Regions from separate parts of the Homo sapiens genome. Here region 1 is linked to region 2. Evidence: chromatin contacts called from ENCODE Hi-C or POLR2A ChIA-PET data. All regions are on one chromosome and are shown on one strand. The core of a region is the stretch at or near the end of the contact, and the rest is flanking DNA. Distances in the headings are between cores, read along the strand shown.

Region 1 (4,802 bases), core at 1,050-3,549, 36 kb after region 2:
AATCATAGGTTGCCCTTCACTTGTTTTGAGTCCATTTGAATGTTGTCACAATTACCCATTGTATCAAAATTCTTTTTTTTGTTTTTTTTTTTTTTTTTGGAGATGGAGTCTCACTCTGTCGCCCAAGCTGGAGTGCAGTGGCACTATCTCGGCTCACTGCAACAAAATTCTTAGAACGATAGTCAGTCATGAGACAAATCATTTGGAAAGCAATATTTTAACACAACCAAATTTTTTTACAATATAATTTCTATCAAAATATCCTTTTATTCTCTTCTCTATGCCGTTCATCTCCCTCTTTGTACCACACCACACTACTAACTTTCTAATGTTCACTCTAATATTTATTATTAGTATTATGCTAATAGCATCACATAATTAGTTTATAAAAGGATGCAAATCTCTTCTTACACTGAGCATTTGAACCAAAGTGTAGGTTGAAACAATGCCATCTTGAGCATTCTTTCATTTATTTATGTGCAAGCATTTATTGAGTACCCACTATGTGCCAGTCCTTGTACACAGGGAGCTTGGGTTTGAGAAAAGGATTAGATTAATAGATGGCGTGGTTGTGGACTTCATTGAGATTTTCCTGCCTATTGTGATAGGTGCACACAGAAAGTCCAGCAAGCCCCAGCAAAGAGGGTCTGGGAGCCTTCCCAGAGAAGGTGGTTGACACTGAGGAAGAGCTTTCCAGGAGAAGGAGAAATGTGTGTCAGGAGAGGCAGCAGCAAAGTCAGAGGTCTAGATGAAGAGCTGAGTAAATCGGAAAACTTGGGTAATATGAGAAAATTAGGTCAAGTAATATGAAGCATTTCTCTCTCTCAGTATTTTGACTTCTAGGGTATAGATTCTATTCTTTACTTATTTTTATTTATAAATTGGTTCTGTAATAGGTTGTTTCCTTATTTCTGCAAACTTTAAATTTATATAATTTATGTTTTTTATCTTGTCTTTGAGGTCTCATTTAATTGAATTCACGTTCTTATTAAATTATTTTATAGAGAGAAGCAACTATTAGGAATTTCTTCCTGTTCCTTGAGTTGAGATGATGAAGTGATGAGAGCAAAGATTGGCTTTTTGTTTTTATCTATGCTTCTTCTTTTCCCCCTCTCTTTGCCGTAGTTTGTTTGTATAGTTGTCATGTCCTTGGTCCTGTTTGGGTGGCTCTGATCACGTTCTCCATTTGTGCTGATATTGAGGGTTATGTTTTGACCTGTTTGCCATGCTATCTGACAATAGATTTTTTTTTTTTTTCTCCTTTCAAGATACAGTTGAGGGCTTCATTTTGTGGTCCATTTATGTTTGTTGTTGCTACAACCTGGCCATGATATATGGTGAAATGTGGTCTTCATTGGGATAGCTGGACTCTGCCTTTTCTCTCCTGAAACTGTGTTGAATGTGCCGTATCGTAATTGATGCCACCTGGTTCATAGCTGGGGTAATTGGTAGAACATAGCCATTCTGCCTTTCATTCATTTTTTGAATTTTAGAGACTGTATTTCAATCAAGAACAACCTCACTTGACTTTCCATCGTTTCACTCATTGCTCTTCTGTAGCCATTTCCACTGCTGTTAGGTCAGAAAAAGATAAAGAGGTCACACAGTTTCCTTCCAGATTTGGAGTCACATGAAAGGATTCTGTGGATTCCTGCCAGCCTGGCTTTTGTAGAAGTTGTGGGCCTTTTCCAGTGGGCCTCAGAAATTTGTTTCTTACCTTAGTCATGGAGTTTAGTACATTAGATTATGTAGCTTTCTCTCTTTGGTTGCTCTTGGCGCAATATTTTTGCTAGTTTTTAGTGTTTTATTGTTTGTTTGTTTGTTTGTTTTTTCTTCTTGGGGGGCTTTTGCTCATTTTGTTAGTCGTTGTGAGAAGAATATTCTGTGGTTCAGTGTTCAGCAGAGTTCATGACCTGATTGTTTTGCCAATTGGATGACCACAAAGAACCTTTCTAGCTCTAAATAATTCCTCTCTGAAGGTATTTAGTCTAGATTTCTTCAATTTGGAACTTGAAGTAAATTTGCTTATTTATTCTGCAAACAGAAGGAGATTAACGTTAAGGTTGTAGATCGTCAGTCTAGGAGGTAACATTGGACCCTCCTGCCTCCAGCTTCGACAGATGACCACTGACCTGGTGGCATAAGTTTGGCTTGGAGGAATGGTCTTGGTGGTCCCACCTTCCCTCCATTGCCATTTGGCTCCATCAGTTCTCTGTATTTCTACATTGCCATTTGCCTAGACAAGGTTGTTTGGCAGCCCTGTCGGAGAAGTCATCGTGCCTGATACATGAGTCATTCAGCCTAAGATGCCATAAAAGTAATGTGACTTTGCAAACACCACCCAATCCCTTAGGAGACTTACGGCTTCTGGGATGAACACTTTCATCAGCTCCAGAAACTAGCGCCTTAAATGCGTATGTAATTGCCCTACTTGGCAGTCCTGTTCTGAATCATCCTTTTTCCATGGCATGTGAGAATTGGATGCCCTTGGGAATGAGTGGGTTTGGTGTTTTGCTTTAGTCTTCAGTGTGTCTGATCCCATAGATTTGCTCTGGATAACACTACCCCACTCTGAACAGAGGGACCTGTAGAGCTGTAGATTACCTTCCCAACACTTTGTTTCCTAACTCACCTATTTAATATGAAACAATACGTTTCTCTGACCTATGGTCAGGGTGACAAAGCCCCAGGCAGAAATGTCTTCCAAAGATTTACAGAGTGAAGGAGAAGCCAGTCCTCTCGCCTCTACTTACCACTCTCTCCCCCCACCCATTCAGGAGGAAAGGCATTCTCTGCTCTGTGGCAACCTGCAGAATTGGGGTGGGAGGATTCACTTTTGTTTTATGTCTCCCTAGATCTGGCTGTAGGACTCCTGAGATTTTGTATTTTTCTCCCTTCTCCTCATGGGGGCGATTAAAAACGATTCAAAGTTCATGAGTTTAAGAAATAGATTGCAGTTGATTAGGGAACATAACATCCATTTGCTGCTCCTTTGGTTTTATGGTTAAATTTTAAAGCAGTTTCTTAAGTGAATTAAGTGCTGACAAGCCTTTGCCCCAAAGGAATGGTAATATTACCTCAAATTCTCACATACTTTTTCCAAATAAAACTATCATGTAATTATCTTCTTCTCTCTGCCGCCGCCTCCTCCTCCGTCTCTTTCTTCAAATCTGGCAACAACTAGTTAATTTTGAAACTGCCAGAGAGATTATTTCAGTGTTCCACTGTACCTCTGGGAGAAGAATGGAATCTCATCTTTTTTTTTCCATATGCTAACCAAAATCTCCTAATTTCAGAGGGCAATGATGTCACCAGCTAATGAGCAAAATATTTCTTACTAAACAGATGAGTCCTCCCCTGACTCCTTTGTGATAAAAGAAAAAAAAAACTTACCCACAGTGTGTTTCATATTTTCTACTGTTACTTCTAGCAACTCATAAACACACTTTCAAGTAACTCTAACTTATTTGAACAGTGAGACTAATTTTTTTCTAAATACGAAGAATAACACATTAACCTGATGACTGTGACCAAAAGGCCTCTGCCACGGCCCCAGAGTCAGTGCAGTGCCCCTGAGGTAGGGAGGGACTTTCGGTGCTTCACTTTTTGGACCGTGGAGGGAGATCAGGCAGTTGGAGAGATTATGAAATCAAGCTTGGGGAAGAGGAGGGCCGGGAAGCTCCTGTTGACTGGTGTCACATGCTGTTTATAAAAGCAACAACATCAGCTGAGCTCTTCTTTGTCTAGATAGGAGGGCATCTAAGGTTGGGATGGGGTGGGTGGGAGAAGTAGGGCCCCAGGGCCATGTAAATACTGGACTAGGCTCATGTAGGGACATGGAAATATCCCTAAACCCATGGCAGTTTCCTCTTCCCCTCACGGAAGTGTGCCTCAATTTCCTTACCCAGAGATGAGTCTTCCCACATCGGAATTCCTATATCTCTGTGTTTTTCTCTTGCGGTTGTCGCGGTTGACCTTAACATTAATCATATTTCTGAACTTCTCTTGGGGCTGTCCCTACCCTCAGACGTCTAGATGATAACCTTTATAAACCCAGGGAATGCTGGCTTCCTCCTATTGCTATTCCTTGCCTTTCCTAATGCCTTGAATCAGTGCATTCATTCATTTGTTCATTTCAATCAGGAAATATCTGTTTAGCACAAACATAGATATTTATTTATCTAAGTGGAAAAGAATATTGTAATTCTCAGTGTTGGTAACTGCTCCTGAGATTTTAAAACGATACAACATTTTTTCAGAGCAAGTTGTTGATATGTATCAAAAGTCCTAAAGACACACCCTTTTACCCGTCAATTCTACAGTCGAGTCATCTTTCTAAAAAAAAAAAGAATGTGTTAGACATGTTAGAAATTTTACCACAAAGTGTGCATCCAAGGATTATTTGAAAAATTGGAAACAGGCAAATGTCTAATTACGGGGGACCATGATATCAGTAAATTATGGTATACTTTGATGGCTAAATACTACTGCATCATTAATACATTGTATTGTATTGACTATTTCTTGACATGCGAAAATATTCAAAACATACAGCTTTAAAAAATGGGCTATGAAACAGTGTGGCTACGGTGCACACCAGGGGCCTGGGGTTTCTCTAAAGGAAAATCTTTTGAGGCAGCCGTGACCCAGAGAAGGTCCCCACTTACAGGCAAATGTGTTATTTCTACTTAGACTGTGCGTGTGCATTTGAGGGAGGATTTGGGGACACTGATAGTGACTAGAGGAGTTGGAGGAGGTAAAGATCAAAGATAACCCTTTCTTGTAAAAAAAAAAAAAAGAAA
Region 2 (5,153 bases), core at 340-2,839:
GTTGTCCAGGCTGGACTCGAACTCCTGACCTCAGGTGATCCACCCGTCTCGGCCTCAAAGTGCTGGGATTACAGGGTCAGACACTGCGCCCAGCTGCGATATAATTTTTGTAAAACGGAGTTTAATAATATTCTAACCAGAAAGGTAAAGGAGCACTCTGCCTTCTTTTCCTTCTCCCACTGGCTGCTCCTCCTAAGTCTCATTGCTGGGCCTCACTTTCTCTTTATGACCACTAAAAATCGGGTTGCCCTGGAGCTCAGTCTTCATAATGTTTCTCTTCGTAGTGTTCAGTCAGAGCTTAGAGTATGCAAGTCACTTACAAATTCTTATCTGCAGCTCTAGACTCACATGTCCAACTGTTTCTTTACTGTCTGCACAGGGATGTTTAATAAGCACCGCACACTTAGCATGTCCAAAGGGGACCTCTTGTTCCCTCCCCTGCTGTTCCCCTGCCCAGCTTTCCCCATCTGGGGAAGTGAATGTTATTTCATTATTTAGGTTTCTGCTCAGAGAAGCCTTCTCTGTCCCATCACCTCAACTTCTCCTCACTCCTTGACTCTGCAGTCGCCCTTCTTGAATCTGTCTTGTTTATTGCTATGTTCTCAGGACCTCAGAGGATGCCTGACTCCTACTGAGAGGTGAATAAATAAATACTGAATGAAAGAATGAGTGAAAATGAATACACAAAGCAATTTAACAAAGAATTTGTTAAAGACAGAGGTAGGAGGAAAGAAACCAGTTCTGGGGATACTGTCTCTTAAATTATTTTTATTTTTCAATGGGATTGATAAATTCCTTAATGTAGGAATTTTCTTAAGTGAATTTTGCCTTCAGGAACAGCTAAAGCAGTTTAGGGATCTTGAGGAAAAATGTTGACACTTAAGCAGATAGATTTGGGGTCTTAATAGTAGGAGTTATTGATGAACAAATATTTGCTAAGGTTCAGTTCTGAGACTTTAAATCCAATACTTGATGATAATTAAATGTTTAAATGGATTTTTAAAGCACAGCAGAATATTAATTATTGCTTCCTGGTCATCAAAATCCATGCTGAAGTTACCATACTTTTTACCCATTGACAATGAAAAAGATGAGTCCAAAGAGCAGATCCAGCTCCAGCGCCCACCATCCTCAGGCCTGGGGCTTCTGGCTGGAGGAAGGAGGTACTACTACCAGGAGGCCTCTTTGGAGCTGACGTCTGAGCATTAATTTCTTCCACCAGGAGATTAGTAAATGACCCCTTCCACCTGCTGCCATCCACTTTTGGACTTGGGTTATATCATTGATTTTTGCTCCTGCTGGATGAATTGTAATAATCATTCTCAAGGAGAAAGGAGATGGCATTTTGCACTGCTTCTATGCCAGCTTCTGTTTGCAGGGAGAAAGTCACTGCATCCAAATTCACACATTGAATTTGGATTCAACGTAAAATTCAAAGGATTGTAAATTTGATGAGTTGGGGAGCCTCACGCTTATGAAACATGGGCTTGTTATTCTTTGGCCAGCATCTAGGTGGTGAACTTGTGAAATTTTAAAAACAAAATCCCACTCACCACAGCAAGATGAATAAAGAAACTACAGTGCCATCTGCTGGCATCCTGGGGAAGTTCAAGCAATGCCTGGGCCAAGTCCAAACCGGAGGATAAAATTATTCAAAGTGTGTGGTAGTTTGAAGACAGTAGATTAAAAATAGTGAAAATATTGTCAGTCATCATTTCAGAGAGGAAAATGCAATCACATTTTGTGCTAATGGTGTAGCAGTGGGAGCGTACATTTTTCTGCAGTGTACTTTTTGAAGTATTTTGATGACTTTTAGGGAAAGTAAAAATTCACAATTTGTGTTTTCACTTATTACATAATAAGTTTTATCCTGAGGTGGGGATATTTGGTCCATAGCAGTTAGGTCAAGACTTCTCTAGTCCTGGCCGGTCACGGTGGCTCATGCCTGCAATCCCAGCACTTTGGGAGGCCGAGGCGGGCAAATCACCTGAGGTCAGGAGTTCAAGTCCAGCCTGGTCAACATGGTGAAACCCCGTGTCTACTAAAAATACAAAAATTAGCCAGGCATAGTGTCATATGCCTGTAGTCCCAGGAGGCTGAGGCAGGAGAATCGCATGAACCTGGGGGTGGAGGTTGCAGTGAGCCGAGATCGCATCACTGTACTCCAGCCTGGGCAGCAGAGTGAGACTCTGTCTCCAGGAGAAAAAAAAAAAAAAAAAAGACATCCCTAGTCCTTAGGGTGAGGACAAAAATACATATGGGGCTCCCTGTCCCTCTGGTGGCCCCTTACAGAAAACATGTTTAACCAGCTGCAGACCCCAGCCCGCTGAAGTAAGGTGGCAGCTGCACAGTCCCATGACTTGAAGTGCAAAGTACAGCACAGTAAGATTTTTTAAAAAAATTAAGAAGCTAAACTTAGCAGAAACCCTTCTTTCTTTCTGAAGGATTTCCTGCCTCAGTCCCCAGCCAACTAGCTTGCTCTTATTTTGCTCCCACTTCTCCCGTGGCCCTGAGCATGTTACATTTGCTGCTTCTCTTCCTCATTCTTCTCCTCCCCTTCCCCCTCGTCATTTCTTATGCTTTTTTGTTCCTGTCTCCCTCCGTCTCTAACCTGTGGCTCCCCTTCCTTCGTGTTCATCCATGTACCTTACTTGTGCGTTGTTCAGTACATTTTGGCTGAAAGATTTAAATTTTGAAATGGCTACCTCCTAAAAGCCTTGCAGGTAAATACAGGTATTTTCATTTTTGTGTGGATAGGAGGAAGGAGAGTAGGTCCTAGCCATGTTTTGGCACAATTTGGTGATAAGTGAGATTTTCCTTACATGTTCTGTATTCACAGCACAGGAATAAGGGGAAATAACTAGAATTCAAAACTAGCTCTTGTCCTCTCTAGCGGTTTCTCCCCTGATTCTGTTCTTAGCTCCGACTCTCCCTTAGTTTACAATAGAAAGCTTTCAGATTTTTGTGCTGGTCATCAACAGTTCTCTGCACTCAGCCGTGGAGAATGGTGGTGCTTGCAGGGCATGGGCCTGCCACTCAGAAATGGCACCCAGTGGTCAGCCCACACCAGTGCAGCTACACCAAAGGGTGGTGGCTTATTAAAGGCTGCTCTGCGTGAAAAAGCCTCCCTCCCCTCTCTCTGGTCACCTTAGATTCTCAAGGTCCTTTTATCCAAAAGGTAGGCAGAAAATCACTTTAGGTGATTAGGATATTCAATTCTTCTTCCTCTGAATGAGACAGAGTCTCATTCAGTCACCCAGTTTGGAGGTCAGTGGTGTGATCATAGCTCACTACAACCTCGGACTCCTGGGCTCAAGTAGTCCTCCTGCTGCAGCCTCCTGAGTAGCTAGAACTAGCACTATAGATGCATGTCACCATACCCAGTTGAACTTTTTAGAAGTTTTTTTTTTAAAGAGACAGTGTCTCACTATGTTGCCCAGGCTGCTCTCCTCCTGCCTCAGCCTTTGCTCTAATTTTTTCAGTGTAACTCATACCTGGCCTCCCACTTTCTTGTCTTCCCTAGCCTTCAGATGCAAAAATCACCTCTTCCATCTTCCTTCCTGGTGGTGAACTTGTAGTGAAGATTCAGGTTTAAATCCCCCAAGTGTCTGTGTCTCTTCTGATGCAGGTGCCTTCTTTCTGGTTTCCCTTGGCTGTAAGCCCAAGGATACTGTATTTTCCTTCTGGGATTTGGACACACCTAATGAAAGATTTTGCTCCACACTCTACTGTTCCCTGTTCCTTTTTTTTTTTTTTTTTTTTTTTTTGGTGATACAGTTTCACTCTGTTGCCCAGTCTGGAGTGCAATGGTGCGATCTTGGCTCACTTCAACCTCTGCCTCCCAGATTCAAGCAATTCTCCTGCCTCAGCCTCCCGAGTAGCTAGGATTACAGGCCTGTGCCACCACGCCTAGCTAATTTTTGTATTTTTAGTAGAGACGGAGCTTTGCCATGTTGTCCAGTCTGGTCTCAAACTCCTGACCTCAAGTGATCTGCCCACCTCGTTCCCTTTTTGATACAACCAATTTTAACTTTCTTTGGCTTTCCCGCTTTCTTTCTTTAAATTTTGTTTGTCTAAGTTTTTTTCTGGAGAAATGCTTAATGAACTGGTTTTGGGCTGTGCACACTTTTCAGATTATTTGGGTTAATCTGTATCTGCCTTCACAAACTGGCAGCCAAAGGTGTTGGGGTGGGAGGCAAATTCGATGCCCAGACATGTATTGATTAATTTGGACACATGTTTAAAAACATTGGTTTCTTTACCATCACTTAAAAATGTTAGAGCTCTTGTATAAAAATACAGATTTCTGGCTGGGCACAGTGGCTCACGCCTGTAATCCCAGCACTTTGGGGGGCCGAGGCAGGAGGATTGCATGAGGTCAGGAGTTCCAGACCATCCTGGCCAACATGGTGAAACCCCGTCTCTACTAAAAATACAAAAATTAGCCAGGCGTGATGGCGCATACCTGTAATCTCAGCTACTTGGGAGGCTGAGACAGGAGAATCGCTTGAACCCAGGAGGCGGAGGTTGCAGTGAGCCAAGATCATGCCACTGTACTCCAGCTTGGACTACAGAGCAAGACTGTCTCAAAAAAAAAAATGCAGATTTCTGTCTTCTTTTTGAACATTGGAAGATTCAGCAGGATGGACATTGCACTTGCCAATTGGCAGCAACCAACTGGAGGAACTGTGTACTGGCCGCCCCCTTTATTAGGGACACTCAATATCCTGTTGTGGGTGTCTCACCCGCCTCCCTGCCCCCTTTGTTTTCCTAGAGCCGACCACTGTACTCATCTGTGGGCCCAAGTGGCATTTGTGGTGCTGAGTTTATGTTTTCATTATTATTTGCTTTCTCTTTTCCTCTTACACAAGAGACTTCCCAATGGCAGTAACTTCACTTGTATTAGTAGTTCACAGAATGAAAGGTACTTCAGTGATCGTCTAGTGAAGTCTGTCTTCTTCATTTAATATTACAGGTCTCACCTTCGAGTGAGTCTTTAATAAATGTCGACAAATGGCACACGAGTCTATTTCTAGGAAGTCAGCAGATGGGTAGAAAAAGCCAGTGGTAAATAGCCTATAACAATTTCCCTGGCTGTATTAAGTAGTATTGATGCTGGGTCAAACTAGTTAGGAGGATTTTCAGTTCTCCCA

The links. A loop is a pair of places that touch in the nucleus more often than their neighbours do. ChIA-PET counts read pairs that join two places held with the same protein, here RNA polymerase II (POLR2A). Pooled maps may share reads with other maps.
Region 1: a pooled map shows a loop between it and region 2 (1.8-fold over the local background). The contact joins two enhancer-like sites. A Hi-C loop is called at or near these places in 6 of 168 maps with a recorded cell type or tissue (Right ventricle myocardium inferior, dorsolateral prefrontal cortex, heart left ventricle and 3 more) and 4 of 50 pooled maps. POLR2A ChIA-PET finds 5 or more read pairs at or near these places in 3 of 52 experiments (A673, BJ and activated CD4-positive, alpha-beta T cell).

The regions. Positions count from the first base shown.
Region 1 is chr6:148,498,977-148,503,778 of GRCh38, forward strand. All of the region lies in intron 8 of SASH1 (SAM and SH3 domain containing 1), which reads left to right. Among named protein-coding and RNA genes, the nearest start is that of SASH1, 160 kb to the left of the region's middle. Within about 2 kb of position 2,300, at least 14 of the 41 ENCODE cell types and tissues checked have a DNase peak (open chromatin) inside an H3K27ac peak, as active enhancers do.
Region 2 is chr6:148,463,347-148,468,499 of GRCh38, forward strand. All of the region lies in intron 4 of SASH1 (SAM and SH3 domain containing 1), which reads left to right. Among named protein-coding and RNA genes, the nearest start is that of SASH1, 120 kb to the left of the region's middle. Within about 2 kb of position 1,590, at least 5 of the 41 ENCODE cell types and tissues checked have a DNase peak (open chromatin) inside an H3K27ac peak, as active enhancers do.